2 separate regions of the Homo sapiens genome follow, and region 2 is linked to region 1. Evidence: read pairs that join two places in POLR2A ChIA-PET (ENCODE). Cell type or tissue: PC-3. All regions are shown on one strand.

Region 1 (2,500 bases):
GTATTTGTTTTCCTACCACAATCTAGGCACGTTCAAATATATATGTATATATATATACACACACACACACACACACACATATATATATATATATATATATATATATATATATACACACACATATATATTTGTTTTTGAGACAGAGTTTCGCTCTTATTGCCCAGGCTGGAGTGCAATGGCGCGACCGCGGCTCACTGCAACCTCTGTCTCCCGGGTAGCTGCGATTACAGGCGCCCGCCACCACGCCCGGTTAATTTTTTGTATTTTTAGTAGAGACAGGGTTTCACCATGTTGGCCAGGCTGGTCTCGAACTCCTCACCTCAGGTGATCCACCCACCTCCGCCTCCCAAAGTGCTGGCATTACAAGCGTGAGCCACCCAACCGGCCGGCCAGTTCAAATGTGTTAACCTCAGCGTATAATCAGCTTGGAGAATAGAAAGTCAAAGAAAGGCAAATCAATTTGCCAATTATTCTGAATGGTGACATTAGCCTAAATCTACAGAGTCCCCAAACAAAAGAAGCACTCTTCAAAGTTAGCTAATGAAAATGAAGCATTTTAAATATTTTCAAAATGAATAAATTAAATACAACATAAAGCTTTTACCACATTGGTGTGAACAGATAGAATCAATAGTTGGATAAAGTGTGTTAAATATCAGGATATTAATGTATGGAGTTTTGGTTTGGGGACATGATTTATTACACGTCAGATCAGAATCAACGTAATAAATAGTCGTGTTGTAATGGAGTTCTACTAAGATCTAAAATGTCAAAACATTTCGGCAGAACTGTCATATGGAAATCAAAGCATATTCAAATGGGAGAAAATAGACCCCGCAAGTTTATTTATAGGCCTAGCAGTGTAACATTGGATAAGTAACTTCAACTGTTCACTCTTAGGATTTATTCTGATATTTAAAAGCCTGTCACAAGAAATGTGTTTCTGGATCGATTAAATATTGTGTATCAACCATATTAAAGGCTCTTCCTACACGCAGGGTGTTGTCGAGAAGAAAACGTGTTTTCTGTCAAACTGTAATTCCGGTTAATCCACCGCTCGTTTATTAAATGTAACTGAATCAGGGACAACCCACGGGGTATGTCCTGAAATGCACATAACAACCCGTCGCAATGAAAATCCTGCCAGCAGCAGTAGATGACTCCGCTGCAGCGAGCTGCGAATAGGCATTGTGTCAAGGGTGGGGAAACTCCGGGCGCCGTGGGAGGACGTAGCTCAGGGTTGAACCGCCACACCCAGGTGACCGAGCTCACGCTGGGTAATTTGTCGGCCAGGCACTCTGGCAGCCTGCCTCTTCACCGCGCCCCGCCGGCGGCCCCGCCTCCCTCCCCTCCCAGTTGCTGGCTGCCCCACCTCTTCCACACCCCAACTGCGGCCCCGCCTCCCGCCCGCCCACTTGCTGGTGGCCCCGCCTCTCCCACGCCCCGCCTCTCCCACGCCCCGCCTCTCCCACACCCCGCCGACAGTCCCGCCTCTCCCCGACGCTTCCGCCGGCGGCCCAGTCCCTTGCCCTGGGACCCCAGCCTGTAGTGTTTGGAGACCCCGGCTCCTCTTCTATTTCTCTTGATCTGGGGTCCGGCTGGCGATAGTGTCCGCGGTGCGCCCCTTTCTCTTGGTCGTTTATGACCTCCACGTCGTCTTTTCTTCAGGTGCGTTGGGCCCCCTCCTCGGGTGTTCTCTCACGGCCCAGCAATCAGGGCCTGTGCGGCTCAAGTTCAGCCTCAGCTTTGTCTGGTACCCCTTCCCTGGTGAGAGCTGAGAACTCAAGGACCAGACTCAACCTGCCCACAAGCTTTCTTCCCTTACCAGGGCAGAAAGCCTTTTCGTATGACTCCATGCTCTTTAACGTCTCCAAAGGACTAATTTACAAACTTTTGAGCTCTATGGCATGGAGTTTTTTGTAGACAGATTGAGACATCCCATTTCAGATGAGGTTATTATCTACTCCAATGTTCAGTGCCACAAAATTAACTTTCATACAGGTTACTTTTTTTTTTTTTTTTTTTGAGACGGAGTCTTGCCCAGACTGGAATGCAGTTGCACGTCTCGGCTTACTGCAACCTCCTCTTCCCGGGTTCAAGCGATTCTCCTGCCTTAGCCTCCTGAATAACTGGGACTACAGGCGCGCGCCACCAGGCCAGGCTAATTTTTGTATTTTTAGTAGAGATGGGGTTTCACCATGTTGGCCAGGCTGGCCTCGAACTCCTGCCCTCAAGTGATCCGCCTGCCGGGGCCTTACAAAGTGCTAGGATTACAGGCGTGAGCCACTGCGCGCGGCCGTATAGAGGTTACATTTTGAACAAGCAAAGCCCCATATAGCCAGACACGGCCTTGTTTTTTGCACTGTTAAAAAAGCAAACGGCTGGCCGGGCGCGGTGGCTCACGCCTGTAATCCCAGCACTTTGGGAGGCCGAGGCGGGCGGAACACGAGGTCAGGAGATCGAGACCATCCTGGCTAACACGGTGAAACCCCGTCTCTAC
Region 2 (2,500 bases), 88 kb after region 1:
GATCATTTGTGCAAATGAAGTCTTACTTGCATGACTATACTTGGTTTAGATACTTGGGGAAAAAATGCAGGCTTTGAACATGAATTTTGACTGTATCATTTCCTTTAGCATTTTGTTCTGAGATTAACAAGAGAAAATTATCAGTGTTTAATAAGCTTTTTTTGGATGATTTGATTTCTTCATCTTTGTTATACAGTGCTACTGCAAGTCTAATTGACAGTTCTTGTTTTTTCCCCATGTATTTTTTTTTTTTTTAAGAGACAGAGTCTTGCTCTATCACCCAGGCTGGAGTGCAGTGGTGCAATCTCAGCTCACTACATCCTCTGCCTCCTGAATAGCTGGGACTACAGGCATATGCTACCACACCTAGCTAATTTTTCTATTATTTGTAGAGATGGGGTTTTGCCAAGTTGCCCAAGCTGGTCTTGAATGCCTGGGTTAAAGCACTCTGCCTGCCTCAGCCTCCAGAAGTGCTGGGATTACAGCTGTAATCCTGTAATCCCACTGTACCTCGCCTCCCATGTGATTAAGGTTTAAACATTTTACCCATTCCAGCACCTCTACCCCCTTTTTTTTTTTTTTTTGAGACAGAGTTTCACTCTTGTTGCCCAAGCTGGAGTGCAAAGGCACGATCTCAGCTCACTGCAACCTCTGCCTTCCTGGTTCAGGCAATTGTCCTGCCTCAGCCTCTCAAGTAGCTGGGATTATACAGGCATACGCCACCACGCCCAGCTAATTTTGCATTTTTACTAGAGACGGGGTTTCACCATGTTGGCCAGGCTGGAACTCCTGACCTCAGGTGATCCACCTGCCTCAGCCTCCTAAAGTGCTGGGATTACCGGCATGAGCCACCACGCCTGGCCGACCCTCATTTTTAATAAACTTAGATGCAGTTCAACTCATTGAAGTGAAAAGCTTGATTGTATATTTTAACTATGTGTCAATTTTATAACAGAAGGAAGAAGCAAAAATAAAAATCCAGCCCTACTCTTCATGCACAGATGACGGAAAGGAGATCATTCGATACTAGGATAACATTGGTTTTCTTTTCTTTGAGAAGTATTTCAAACCTTAGTGAATGCTGAGATTTTTATAAATAAGAATGCTGGATATAATGCAGCCAAAACCTCAATTCTTATGTCTTATGCATATTCAGTATATGAATTGCTTTTAAATACCTTGGTTTTTCGGTATATGGATGATTAAATTGTATCCATTCATTTTTACTGATGCAGTAAGTCCAGGCATCACCTGATTCAAGCAAAGAAATGAAGTATGTTAGTCTGTCAATATGACATTGACATTTAAAGGGCACAGCTTTGGCAAGAAAGGTAATAGATCATGAGCAGATACAGAGAGTATATTTTCTTTTTTTTCCCCCCCCTGCAATTAGCCAAGTAAGCCCTTTGCATGTTGTAGCCCTTCAGCAGGGCTCTTAAGTGCTCCAGGTTCTTTATTGAACAGAAGTATGCCATATAGTACAATTACAGCTATGTTACAGGATCAAAATTAATTTCAAACCTTCCAACCAACCCTATAAGCCGTCTCATCAGTCTCTAATAGACTCATTTTCAGCTATTAGATATGGATGATATATGATGATTTCATTATCATATTTTTCAAGGACTTACTTAGTGGCTGTTTATCAGTGGTAAATCCTCCAAAGAGAAAAAGATGATCTGAAGAAACTGGTGTTAGTGAGTGCCAAGATCGACCAACTGGGCATATGCCTTGTGGAATTCTGAAAATAATAGCTAAGTTACAATATCTGCATTTAGAAGCAGCTACTGTATTTTTAAGTTTTCTTTTAAAATTTATATGTACATGTTATGAAAAAAGAGACCTTAAGTTTAAAAAGGCTTCTTGGTATAAACTACATGCTTTATACTGAAATATTTTCTTTGACGTTAGAATCAACTTCAGACCTTTTCCTTTCAACAAACACTGAGCACATGCTATGTACTAGGCACATAGTTACAGGAACTGGAAACACAAAAATAAAATTCATTCCTTAAGGACCTAGTAATTATGTTTATTTAATTTCATAGTTAAAGAAAAGTTAAGCAAGGACATTATATACCAATAGTAGGGAATATAGGGTAAAAACAATCTGAATTTTGGAAAAATGTATCTAAAGTGATACCTACAATTCATTCCACTCCCATGTATCCAGATTAAGATAGTGAAGATCATTCATTCTAGCATCCTAAAAAAGGATAATTAAGTTATCATTTTGAAGAATTCAAAAGCAAGTCATTGAAGTCGTTTGAATACTTACTCGATATCTGCCTCCAAACACGAAGCCTCTATTTCCGACAGTTGCACAGGCATGGGCAGCACGAGGTGAAGGTGCTTTACCCTATTAGAGGCACATAAGCAAGTTAGTGAACTTTTTATAAACAGGGAAAATACCTATGTCTACTCTGGATATGGGATAAGAATATGTAAGGCACTTGAGCTTTTAAAAGTTGGGAGTGTAGACTTCTAGACAACAGTTGTA

Evidence for each region. Peaks named below come from ENCODE experiments on the same cell type or tissue, not always from the same donor. Only the 100,000 strongest peaks of a DNase experiment are listed, where the experiment ranks them.
Region 2: POLR2A ChIA-PET joins it to region 1 with 10 read pairs; 10 of 35 experiments call an interaction of 5 or more read pairs at or near these places.

The regions. Positions count from the first base shown.
Region 1 is chr14:49,867,154-49,869,653 of GRCh38, reverse strand. LOC105378179 (a long non-coding RNA gene) reads left to right here and starts at 1,484. Exons shown (of 3, transcript XR_943839.3): 1 at 1,484-1,668. RefSeq lists a silencer at 1,270-1,459. In PC-3, no CTCF peak of the experiment used is centred here; a DNase peak (open chromatin) is centred at 1,243; H3K4me3 peaks cover 1,565 bases; H3K27ac peaks cover 1,512 bases.
Region 2 is chr14:49,779,454-49,781,953 of GRCh38, reverse strand. KLHDC2 (kelch domain containing 2) reads right to left here. Exons shown (of 13, transcript NM_014315.3): 7 at 2,279-2,359; 8 at 2,148-2,206; 9 at 1,632-1,741; 10 at 1,179-1,251. Among named protein-coding and RNA genes, the nearest start is that of KLHDC2, 13 kb to the right of the region's middle. In PC-3, no CTCF peak of the experiment used is centred here; no DNase peak of the experiment used is centred here.